Regions from separate parts of the Homo sapiens genome. Here region 1 is linked to region 2. A link is a contact called in ENCODE Hi-C or POLR2A ChIA-PET data. All regions are on one chromosome and are shown on one strand. Each heading gives the region's core, a stretch centred on a gene start or an enhancer-like site at or near the end of the contact. The rest is flanking DNA. Distances are from core to core; before and after follow the strand shown. Region 1 holds the start of ARHGEF26 (Rho guanine nucleotide exchange factor 26). Region 2 holds the start of MBNL1 (muscleblind like splicing regulator 1).

What was found. Hi-C counts contacts between places; a loop is a spot of excess contacts on that map. ChIA-PET counts read pairs that join two places held with the same protein, here RNA polymerase II (POLR2A). Pooled maps may share reads with other maps.
Region 1: a map of prostate gland shows a loop between it and region 2 (7-fold over the local background). The contact joins the promoter of ARHGEF26 here to the promoter of MBNL1 in region 2. A Hi-C loop is called at or near these places in 1 of 168 maps with a recorded cell type or tissue (prostate gland) and 2 of 50 pooled maps. POLR2A ChIA-PET finds 5 or more read pairs at or near these places in 2 of 52 experiments (Caco-2 and H1).

The regions. Positions count from the first base shown.
Region 1 is chr3:154,118,111-154,124,549 of GRCh38, forward strand. It overlaps ARHGEF26 (Rho guanine nucleotide exchange factor 26), which reads left to right and starts at 3,280. Exons shown (of 15, transcript NM_015595.4): 1 at 3,280-3,409; 2 at 3,832-4,965; 3 at 6,300-6,339. The coding sequence starts at 3,883. ARHGEF26-AS1 (ARHGEF26 antisense RNA 1) reads right to left here and starts at 3,100. Exons shown (of 4, transcript NR_037901.1): 1 at 2,962-3,100.
Region 2 is chr3:152,264,850-152,271,158 of GRCh38, forward strand. It overlaps MBNL1 (muscleblind like splicing regulator 1), which reads left to right and starts at 4,080. Exons shown (of 10, transcript NM_021038.5): 1 at 4,080-4,243. MBNL1-AS1 (MBNL1 antisense RNA 1) reads right to left here and starts at 4,777. Exons shown (of 2, transcript NR_027038.1): 1 at 4,579-4,777; 2 at 1-4,223. RefSeq lists enhancers at 3,283-4,125, 3,568-3,667, 4,126-4,967 and silencers at 3,858-3,917, 3,968-4,017, 4,418-4,527.

The sequences.
Region 1 (6,439 bases), core at 2,030-4,529, 1.9 Mb after region 2:
TTGTGCTTGGGACACAAAATTTGTGACCAATGTGAATTTGTTTAGTAAATGTAGCCATATATATCTTGCGTTGTACCATTGAATATTCTAATAGTTCAATATACCATTGGAATATACCAGCGGAAAATATCATTACAAATAGTTTGACATACTGTATTTCTTCAATTTTAAGAATAATTTGGTACCACATTTTAATTTCTTTGAAACTGGGATGTGTCTTACTATCAAATAAACATCCAGTGGCCAGGTGATAGTGATGATATAGTTGGCATTGCCTATTTTTGAACATGGGCATAAATGAATTGTTATCATTTCTACTAAATTCTATGAAATTTAGTCCTGTTGTGTCAAAGCCATATGCCAAGAAACATAGTTGAAGGCAGGAGAAATTACCAGATATGACAGATTAGGTGAAAGAAATTCTAAAGCAAAGAGAGGTTGATATAACCAATTCATGTATCATGCAGGACTATGGTTAAGGCATGAAACTACCATTTGTGAGAAACTTTCTCCTGGCCATTAATAGAGAAGCTGCATAGCTTGTAGTGACATACAATTCAGTTGAACAAGAAAACTATGTGTTTAGTCAAATGGGATAGTGCCAGCATCACAACTGCAGAATGAGTGTCATTGTCTAGGAGGCAAATCCCAGAAACAAGATTGGAACATCCTTTTAAGAAATGGTGCACTATCAACAATATTGTGTGGAAAAACACACATGAATGCTTTTCATGAAAAGGTATTCAGAAGAATCAGGCTCAATGTTCGGGACTTTGGTAAATTCATTTTGCTTATATTTTCCTTTCCTACATACACACAGTACTAAGCAAATCTATGTATAAGTGTCTAAAAGCACTAAGTATAAAGTAAAAATTCGATATGACATAACATATTGTCATAGTTTTATTAGCAGCTCTTTTCCTTTCTTTTGAGTGGAACATATAATTGAAGATAGGTTAGATTTGAATAGATAACAATAAATTGAATAGGCACTAGGTCTGTGAGTTTGTAAACTTCCCTCAGTGAAGGACCAGAGCTTGGTGTTTTGTTGTTGTTTTGGTAGGTATTTTGTTGTCTGTTGGAAATGAGGTAAGAAGATCCTATGAAGTCGTCACAAATATTGGTTATACTTGTTTGTAGAAGCAACATAATTTCAAGAAAAGCCACCTTCTCACATCACCTTTTACAGCTTCTTAACATAGGTCACAGGTTGCATTTTGAATTAGGTGAATACTCCATTTGTCAGTCGGTAACCACTTCTGAAATTAATTTATTATATTTCCCCAATATAACAGCAATACATGTTGGTATAGAAAACACCTTATATTAAAAAAAAAGTCTATGTACCTACATGTGAGTATGTAATCAGCCATGTCTTCCACCCAATGTGGAAAATTTCTTTCTTAAAAATTTTCTTAGGCCAGGAGCGGTGGCTCACACCTGCAATTCCCAGCACTTTGGGAGGCCAAGGTGGGTGGATCACCTGAAATTGGGAGTTCGAGACCACCCTGACCAACATGGAGAAACCCTGTCTCTACTAAAAATACAAAATTAGCCGCGCGTGGTGGTACATGCCTGTAATCCCAGCTACTCGGGAGGCTGAGGCAGGAGAATTGCTTGAACCCTGAAGGCGGAGGTTGCGGTGAGCCGAGATCGCATCATTGGACTCCAGCCTGGGCAACAAGAGCAAAACTCCGTCTAAAAAAAAAAAAGTTTCTTATACATTTTTCGATGCCGTTTCTTTTTTTCTTTGTTTATGAAAATGTCTCAGATCAAAGTAATATATCTTCATTGTCCAGGATATTTCGTTAAGTATAGAAAAATATAAAGCAGCATGAAACATACTATCCTTCATCTCACCACCCAGAGATCACATCTTAATATTTTTGGCCATTGCATTCAATCTAGGGCAAAAACAGGCAGCATAACTTGCACACAGTGGATGCTCACTGCATCCCTGCTGAATGCATGAATGCAGAAAGAGAACTTGGAGAAGGGCCCATTTGTCTTGCTAATAGAATCAATTATACAGCTCTTATGGTCTAAAATTATTTGTCTTCTCAAGTTTGCCTCATTATTGTCACACAGCAGGAGCCTGGCCAAGACACAGCCATCTTTCTACTATTTGACAACCAAGCACTTTGGAAGGAATGGTCACTGTTTTCACTTCATTCCTGTCATTCATTCTCTCACTCATTAAATAAATATTAAGTGCCCACCATGTGCCGGAAATACGGAGAAGAAAAAAAAACATGACCCCTGCCCTCATGCAAATTACTGTGTAAAGACAAAAGACAATAAACATAAACACATAAATATATATATATACAAAATTTTATAAGTGCAAAAATAGAAGAGAACAAGTGGCTGGGAAAATAAACGGGGCAATGGTATAATTAAGGAGGGGACAGGGAAGGCCTTTCTGACGCAGTGACAAGTCGGGTCAAGAAGGAACGAAAGGGAAGGTTATGAGGCTGTCAAACTTTGAGTGTGGCCAAAAAAATAATGAAGAAAGTGATGGAGGAAAGACTAGGCTGAAGAAGTAGGGCAGTAGTGAAGTGTCTTGTAAGCCATGCTAAGGATTTTGAGTTTTATTCTATGTACTGTTGGAAACCAATACTTTTTTTGTAGTGTAAATTGAGCTTATTTTTCACAGATAGGTTTCAAGATGCAAAGCATACAAGGACCAAAAATAATTATATGAAAACTCTCCCTCCCTCCGGTTTCCTAGCCACCCAGTTTCCCTCTTCAGAGCTGCCAGTCTTTCCTACGGAAAGACTCTAGGCACAAACAAGCCCATCTATCTGTTTATATTATAATGCATTTTCAGCACTGGGACGAGCCCATCTGATTTAAGACCACCTGAATGCTGAGAGGGCATGACTCTGCGTTAGAACTCTGCGCTACTGCCCACGCATCTCACAAAGTCTACTACGCCGCGCGTTCTCGGTTTCAACGCACCTCCAGGATTCAGGGCTTCCTAAGCTGCAATTCAGCAGGGCTCCCTTGCTTGTTCTCACTCTGTGCCCCCGGCAACGACCCCGCGCGCCTACACTCCCGTGCCGCCTCAGCTACTAGTCCGCAACTTCTAGCCCCAAAACGCTGGAGCTCAGAACCCAGCTCAGGTGCGCTCGTCGGTTTCCCAGGGAGACTGGGGCTGATTGTAGGCACGCGGGGGCGGGAAGACAGCTTCTTGCTTCTGGCTGCGATGGAGGCGGATCTGGGCGGGGCCGAAACGGGGGCGGGGCCAAGTGTGGGGGCGTAGTCAGGCGTGGGGGCGGGCCGGCGCCGGCGCCGCGGTCGGCGGCAGCGCTCTCCTAAGCTCTCGCGGCTGCGCTTCGGTCCCGGACCCGGGCCACCCACGGGGTAGTGGGTGCTCCTCGGCCCCGGACATTGCAAGCCCCAGAAGGTAAATTTGCGTGGGAGCCGCGCACCTGGAGCGCGAGGGTACCCATGATGAGGGCGGGAGGCTGGATGGCGACAGAAGGGAGCGTCCCGCGGCGAGTTTCCCAAGAAAGCTGAACTCGTCCCAAGTTTCTTGTGCCTCGGCTTGCACTCAGTGAATGGGTGGCGGGCTCATTTGCTGCGGGTGGTCTTTTGGCGCGGGAGGGACGCGGAGGTGATTGGATTAATCCGCCTGGGCGGCAGCCCAGATTTCTGCCGGGAACCGCGCACCGCAGTGGTGCAGTTTTTGCCCGAGAAAGGGCGGGTAAGTGCGGTGCAGTCGTGTCCTGCGCAGCAGCAGGGGGACCGCCGGTCTGGGAGCACGCGAGTCGGCCAGGCGTCCCCGGTTGTCCAGAGGCACAGTTTCCTAACTTCTTTCCTCTTTAGGCAAGACTAACTCGGTGTTGCTCCTCCCGGCGCTGACTTCGAGGCCCGGCTATGGACGGCGAGAGCGAGGTGGATTTTTCTAGCAACAGCATAACCCCTTTGTGGCGGAGGCGGTCGATTCCTCAGCCCCACCAGGTTCTGGGCCGGAGCAAGCCGAGGCCCCAGTCCTACCAGAGCCCCAACGGGTTACTAATTACGGATTTCCCGGTGGAGGACGGAGGGACGCTCCTCGCAGCGCAGATTCCCGCCCAGGTGCCCACCGCCTCGGACAGCAGGACGGTACATAGGAGCCCCCTGCTTCTGGGCGCCCAGCGGAGAGCGGTGGCCAATGGTGGGACGGCATCCCCGGAGTACAGGGCTGCCTCTCCTCGACTTCGACGGCCCAAGTCACCCAAGCTCCCCAAAGCGGTGCCTGGCGGCTCCCCGAAATCCCCAGCAAATGGCGCGGTGACCTTGCCTGCGCCGCCGCCGCCGCCGGTTCTGCGCCCCCCGCGGACTCCTAACGCGCCCGCCCCCTGCACCCCCGAGGAGGACCTTACTGGGTTGACTGCCAGCCCGGTGCCTTCGCCCACTGCAAATGGCCTTGCCGCTAATAACGACTCTCCTGGGTCAGGTTCGCAGTCCGGCCGGAAGGCAAAGGACCCCGAACGGGGGCTCTTTCCTGGGCCCCAGAAAAGTTCTTCGGAACAAAAACTCCCCCTCCAAAGGCTGCCCTCCCAGGAGAACGAGCTCCTCGAGAATCCTTCCGTGGTTTTGAGTACAAACAGCCCCGCCGCCCTCAAAGTGGGGAAGCAGCAGATCATTCCGAAGAGTCTGGCCTCGGAAATTAAAATAAGTAAATCCAACAATCAAAATGTGGAGCCCCACAAGAGACTCCTCAAGGTGCGCAGCATGGTGGAGGGCCTAGGAGGACCCCTGGGTCACGCAGGGGAGGAGAGTGAGGTCGATAACGACGTGGATAGCCCAGGGTCTCTGCGGAGAGGCTTGCGGTCCACGTCTTATCGCAGGGCAGTGGTCAGTGGCTTTGATTTTGACAGTCCTACCAGCTCGAAGAAGAAGAACAGAATGTCCCAGCCTGTTCTGAAAGTGGTGATGGAAGACAAGGAGAAGTTTTCCAGTCTGGGAAGGATAAAGGTAAAAGTGGGCAGGAGTGTGGCACGCCATTCACTAAGCGGAAAGTAAATGTGTTGGGAGTGGGGAGGAGGAGCGTAGAGGAAACCCGAAGAAGTCATTCCGTTTTAATTCTGTGTTTTGCTCTTGATTGCTAGTGTACATCCAGCTCTTGGCCACTTTGATGCTGGCAGGCACAGCCGAGTTTAGTGCAACTTTGTGGGAAGAAGTGAAATTCATCACTTTTAAATTTCTAAGCTCAGGCAGAATTGGGGGGGACAAGAGTGAAATATGGCAGATTATTGGCTGAGTGAGTCTTTACCACTTTTAAAAGAGATAGCTGAAAGGGGGAGGAGCATGTTCAGAACCGCACTCTGCAGTCAAGTTGTCTGGAGTTTGCTTAGAGGTTTCAGTCAATGATAGCTGTTATCACAGCTGATTCAGAAAAATACTGATTCCTGTTTGAGCCTGTTGATTATTTTTTGCTTTTACTTACTGAATTTTGAGTGGTTACTACGCACTTGATGTCATTCAGGTAGAATGTGAATTTGAAAATCAGTTGCCAGGATCACAAAAGACATAAATATTTTGTCATCTTTTTTGTTGCTTGTTTTTGTCACCGTGGCCTTTGGTTGTGTTTTATTCCCGTTGTATGCCCATTCATCCTTGAGTGCATGTAACAGATTGGCAGCTGAAAACTTAAGGTTAGGGTGGACACTGTGTGGTATTGCTCCCCTATATTGTCCCATTAGCTGCACTTATTAAAATATTGTCAAATATGACATAAAGAAACAGGGAAAACTGAAGAGGGGTATTTTGGAGTGTGTGCTTCCTTCCACAGAAACAACACAGGTTTCAGCAATAAGGCAGATTCTTTTTGGCAGCCACATTTTTTCTTGGTTAATCAGAGCACTGGAACCAGTCTATATAAATGGCACATATGCAAAACACAAGCAAGCCTGTTTTATTTTAGAGCCCGTGGTCTTAAAGAAAATAAATTACATAACATTTTATGTGTTTTTTCCAACTCTGCAAGTATAGCAAAGTTCAATTTAACAGTGATGGTGAATCACGAGTTGTAAAATGAGCTGACCTGCTAGTTATTTGAGGATTCTCAATCTGTTTTGACAGGGTGTGGGGGATCTTGTACATTTTATTTCATTGTTTCAGTGAATTGTAGTGATCAAATGAGTGAACTCCTCCAGGGCTCAGCTTCTGTGCGCTCTTGGAAATCTAATTAATGTAATGACTAAAAAAAAGTATTTTTACTTAAAATAGCTGTATTTTCTATTTGGCTCATTCATACATAGTTTGCTTTTCCTTTTTTTTTTTTTTTTTTACTTTTTTTTGTCTCTTAGAAAAAAATGCTGAAAGGACAAGGAACATTTGATGGGGAAGGTAAGCATTTAATTTTCCAAACTTTCATTGCTGTTTCAATGTGGAATACCAATTATAAGTTGAAATCCAACTGCAGTAACAAAAATGCTTACGATGAGAA
Region 2 (6,309 bases), core at 2,830-5,329:
TTTTATATATTTTCACATTCATGTGCAATATACGTGTTATACATACAATATATTGTATTATATATCAAATATATACATAGTATCTATTAGAATACATATTTTTATTTTTAAATAATGAGCACAAAGAAATTGTGTTGTGTATGAAATATATAAAGGTCCTTGAAGATAAACTAAATTCATGTAATTCTTTCTCTCAAGTATATGTATTCAAATATCTGAACAAGTTTGAATTCTACAAAAGAAGGTCTCACCTCTCTCCTCAACCCTGTTGTGAAGTTTAATGTGATAAATTTAATGCATCTACTTAAACTTGATTCTCCATACAAGAATGTTTGCAACTTTTGATTGCCTTTTAGAGTCATCTTCTCTTGACCATCTATATTTAAATATTGATTAGGAAGCACAGGACATGAGACTAGGTTCTGGTTTTGACACCATCTTTCAATCAATTATTTTTATCCTGGTATAATAAAAATAGCATTTTAAAAGAGTATACCTCCTTGAGATATTTTTATTTAGGTGATTTGTTTGTGTGAGAGTGTGTGTGTGTGTGTGTGTGTGTGTGTGTGTGTGTCAGGAAAGACAAGTTATATTGCAGAGGCAGTGAGAGCTTATTGAGCTATGAATGTGGTATGCAGAAGAAGTAAGTCACAATTCACACAGGCACTCACACACTTACATAGGTACCTTAAATATCCCCATTGGACTGAAAAAGATAAATGCTGCCATTATCTTTATCTTTATTATTGGTAAACAAGGAGCTGACATTATCTATAAAAACCATATTCCTTAACTGTATTTTTATTGAGATTCATTGGTATAATTAAAACTTGAATGGACTGAAATATTTCAGGAACCTGCAGTGAACACTCTTTCCTTTATCTGAAAATGTAGTTTATTTCATCTGAAATTGTTTTCTATAATTTCCCTCTCCACCCATAAATGACCTTCTTTTTATACTCATGGATATACTCACTTATGAACCTGTAGACTATACACTTCACAGAAATAGGAGAAACCATAATGTTCTCCTGGCACTGAGGGAATATCAATGGTATTCTAAATGAGGAACTATTAACTTTTTATTACAATAATGATTTTTTAGTAATTTCCATAGTTTGAAATGTGGTTAGGATGCTACTGGCAGTTGAAAGCTGACAACATGATTGAATAGTTTTAACATGATCTGGTGTTTGTTACAGTGCTTTAAAATTTTAAATATTATCATTCATGTTATAATGTTATCCAGTGATAGTCAATTAGGCCAAATCAGTGGTAATTTAGTGTTATATCACAATTTATTTGGACTCGAGTTATAGATTGACCATTGCTTTGTGAGTTTTCTTAGCCATTCTGTTTTTCTGTATCTAATGTAAAATAACATTTTTTCTCCTTTTTTATTTACCAGGATGGTTATTCTACTGTTTCTAACATTAAAGGATCATCCTTGTATTTCTTTGTATTCTGTCATGGAGTAAAAAACATGTCTCATCTCAGTTTCCATTTCTCTTTTGCTCCCAGAAGTCCCCCCTCCTCCAGTGTTGAAGTAGAAATATAATTTCCCCTTTTGCACCATAAGCAGGTTCAAAAGTCCTGTGTTTCACCATGTTGCTCCAAACAGCAAATTTTCTAACCCACATGAAAAAAGAACACTACAGTTCTAACTTGGAATTCTACAAGGGTTTGAGAACAATTGAAAATAAATTTCTACCACTAGGATTAGTCCTTAGTGGTTCGCAGGCATTCTAAGCAGAGGGGCATGGAAGCTAGCTAGGGCACCAACCTGCTAGCAGATGCAAAGTTTGCTCTACTAAGAAGTTAGGCCTTTAATATCACAGACAATGGGAGGCAAAATGAAGACATAAAAAGGCAAGTAGCAAGCAATTCAGTAGGCTAAGCCAGGGATTTGAGAGTCTCCCAAGGCTCCTCCCTTCCTCATTCCCTGCATGAGTCATTTTTCCAGTCTGTCCACACCCATTCACCCCTCCATCCCACACTCTCATTCACCCTCCAAGCTGCCGTCACAGGAACTTTCTGCAATACAAGTCCAGACTCCATCTCTGGCCCTTGCTGCCTAAACTTTCCTAGTTCATTAGTTTTGGCAGTAAAGTTGAGACTCGTTAGATCAACACAGACCTACTTTTAGTGTCATCTCCTGCCACTCTCCTGTACTACCCTACCCTCGCTTCTCACAGAAAGGCTGAGAAGGCTGGCAGACCCCTTGTATATACCCTGCTCCTTTCGTTTTCTTTGAGACAGGGTCTTTTAATGTCACCCAGGCTGGTCTCAAACTCCTGGCCTCAATCCTCCCTCCATGGCCTCCCAAAGTGCTGGGATTACAGGTGTGAGCCATGCCATCCAGCCTGCCCTGCTCTTTTCTCTTCTCCACCTGGACTCTACTCCCTTTTGATCTTGCCAACTTCTACACACCTTTCAAGGCACCAGTTAAATGTAAATCCTCCAGGAACCCTTCCTTTGCCATCCTCAGAGCCCTCATTGGATTGCTTCCCACATACAGCACTTATCCCTTATGCAGAATTAATCGGTTTGTCTCTCACCTACTAGAGGCGTTATCCTTGAGTGTAGGGACTGTCTTATCCATTCTTGCATCACTGGCATAGTAGGCACTAAATGTAGTTGCTGAATGCTTAATAAGAGGAATGGAAGTCTTCGTAGCTTGGGGTAGATACTAATGGGCAGATAGAAAGTTCCCATCCCTGTTCTCTGAGAAAGTGTCAGTGTTCTTTTAGTTTGCTTAAACTGTGTGGGTACTTGAGTCCTTTTAAACGATTAACGCTGGGAAGAGGCACCATTTAATTAATTAATTTGTTCTGGAAGGGATCAGTGTACAATTTTAACTCAGTGCTTTGTGGATCTAGCTAAAGGTCAAGAACTAAAGTCGGCTATTAGTGCCTCTGGAAGATATTTCTGCACTTTAGCACCTTTCTGATGTTTTTCCTTCACCTCGAGCTGGCCTCACTCTCTTCAACAAAACCGAACCTGCAGGAAGAATGTTGTACCATATCCAGCATTTTTGTCCCAACAAACATGGGACAAACGTTTTTCACTAGAATCATCCTTGAACAAGTTATCCGAATTCCTTACATTCAAAGGAAATCCTGCCCCCAGTCTCCAAAACTTCATCACATCACAGACGTTCAGGATTCTTTCCATTCAAAGCAAAGCCAAGTTACATCTTATAGCACCCAGTGAATTATGATATGGGGCTGCGGTTTATTTGCTCTGGCGACAATATGGCTTACTTGCCGTGGAATATCCCGGTATTTCAGAAGTAACATATTATTTTTAAAGAGGGAGCTTTGCTTTCTCTAAATCACATGGTGCAAAGTTGGGAATACAGTGGCCTGTAAATTACAAATATTATTTACAAACTAGAAGGAAAGCTGACATGTGTTTGTGCCTGTGTGACAGTTTCACTAAGGAATTCCAAAACTGTGGATAGCCTGTTACTTGAGAAAAATACACGGTGGCAGTCTTGCAGATGTTTTTCCCGCCTGTTAGCCCTCCAGGTTCAAAAACTGTTTGGTGCATTTTAAGGCGGCAGTCTCACCAGATCGCAGGATTCTAGTCTAATTGGCTTCTAACCTTCAATCTAACCTTGCCGGCTTCCTTGCAAAGCCCGGTGCAAGGGCCTCTTTCAAAATGAACCCACTGGTGTGCCTAGCAGTCGGTAGAAGAAGCGGGAGGGCGTCCGGTCTGCACGCCCGCCGCGAGGTTACAATGCTGAACGCATGAGATGGAAGATACCAACGGGAGGCCGAGGGGATCCACGGCGCCCGCGCGGGCTCCGGCTTCCTCCTGCTCTCGGCGCCGCTGGGCGACCGCCCATGACCCGCTCTTGCGGGCTCTGTCCGGTTGACAGGCGACCCTGTGGCCCGGGGAAGCGCGGGAGGGCGCCGGCGGAAAGTTGAAGAGCGTTTTTCTCGCCGCCGCGTGCATTAGGAGCTCGACGAGTCCGCCCTGGGCTTCCTGGTGGGGCTGGGCGGGCGGGGGAGGGGCCGCGCAGCAGCAGCGGAAGCCAGACCTCGGCGATAAGAGGCTGCACAGCGACATGCAACAGTCTTTTCACTGCAGCTGAATGAGTTGTGGCGCCCACAATGCTCCCATGACAAGGAGCTGACAAGTTCCATTTTCCGTCGCGGGCATCTTGGAATCATGACTCCCACAATGCCTTGGGCACTTGGTCGACAGTGGGGCCGCCTCTGAAAAAAAAATGTGAGAGGTAAGTTTCCATTTTCACAGTTTCCCCGCGCCGCTTCATTGTTCGGACTCCGGCGGGTCTGCCCGTGGCTGAAGGAGGAAGTGCGAGGAGGTGCTCGCCGGCCGCGGTTCTCCCGGGCAGGGGCGGGCCGCTCGCGGTAGTTGGTTTCGCGTCCCTCAGCACCTCCTGCCCGGGGGAAGGCGGGAGGGTGAGCCGCAGCCGCTCCTGCGCCCTTCCCTGCCGCGGGCTCTGCGGACGCTGTCACGGCACAGCCCGCGCACGGCTTGGCAGCCCAGCGGGACCCAGGGAGAAACAGGGGGGCGAGAAGAGAAACAGGTGCGTGCAAGTGTACTCACAACTTAATGACCTTTGTCGGGGGAAGGTGTGAGTCCCTCTGAGTCGAGCGGCGCGCGGGTCTTCCCGGCGGCTCCCGCATCCCTGGCCCCGGGGCTGCCATCCCGCCCGGTTTTCATCTGGGCCAAATATGTGCACGCAAAGGTTAATTCTCTGCTTGCTACCCATAAATTACGCATGACATGTTTAGCTGGGCTGCCTTATATGGAGAGTGCTGTATTTCAGGCCAGTTTGCCTTTTGCCAAGTTTACAGGGCGGAAGACGCCCTGTAGGAGAGGGCTGCCTCCTCCTTTTCTTCTTCTTCTTTTTTTTTTCATCGTTTTGTAGTGCGTCACTCAAAAACTGTAAGAAAAGTAAGTATAGAAGCTCTTTGGGTGGAGCCGCAGTTGGTTGAATTGCTTTCATGAAAGGTTGAAAAGAATGAAAAGTAGTTAGTACTTGGGTTCTGGTTTTTAGACAAAAGCAGGACAAATATGTAGCCACCCCCCAACTTTTTTTTTTTTTTTTAAACGGAGCCGGAATCTGTTATTGGTAGTAATGTGTCATGTGAGAATACTTTGATTCCAGAGCCTGTAACACGAGCAGGTATATGGTGGCGCTTATGCCTTCCCCTCGCACAGCACTTTACAACTACAGGGGTGTTGCTGCCAGAGTAATATTGTATTCTTAAGGCTCTCTGGGGCCGGGAGAGTATGCGGCTGTTGGGATTCTGGGGTGTATTTCCGTGGAGTATGTCTCCCCAGGATTAAAGTTAAGAAGCTGCCGGAAAGGTTGTTGCCGCTGACTTCACTTTGTGTGCCCACCAGCACAGGCACAAGTCATAGCAGATGGATGGCAAACTCTGCCATATACTCTGAGGAGTTTCTTAAATTAATACGCTAGGAGAGAAGTCATAATTAATGCTTTTAGACTTTCGAGCCCTCTGCAGCGTGCTTTGAAATACTACACCGGTGGACACTATGTCCCTTCCTCCTGGGTTTGAACACAGTGTCTGTTTATACACAGAGGGTGTTTAGTACCTAAGTATTCTATACCAGCACAAGAGAGCCACTCCACAGTTATCTCTCTGTGTGGATTCCTAAGTGTGTTGGTGTTTCTCCTTGCTGTTGAGATAAAATATTATCACCCAGAGAGAAAATGAAAGTTCAACGACTGTAAAATTTATCCCAGGAATGTGCAGTTCAATACTTAGAATGTCTTAGATGTAGTTATAGATAGAGGCACTGAATAAGTTATTTTGTAGCCTGAGAATGCACATCGCTGTCACTTGTATCTTGCTTTCTTAAAGTTGGTGACAACTAAGGCTAAACTTCTTTAGAAAACCTAATGTTCTAGTTTTTATCTGTTTTGTGTATTTGCATGGGAGTTACTTTATTATTATTATTATATTGTTAGGTCTTCTTTGAAAATGTAGGCATAGCTTTTTTAGTCTTATTTGTTTAATGGGGGGTTTCCTTGCTGAAGACTACAAAAGTTGCCTTTTGTGTTTTAAGGAACAGGTTGGGTCAGCAACAGAAAACCTGTTCATCTATAATTATAGTGTCACTTAAGACATAATAATCAGATTTCATTATTACTAAGAGACTCAGAAAAACCTCACATATGCCTAGTTTAATTTTTTTCCTTATGTAACTGTGAACAAATTTGTGTGTAGATACACATCAAGTGTGGTACTCTGCGCAGTCATGCCAAAGAGAAACTGAAGTGTTATATGGTTTGAGATATTATTGCTT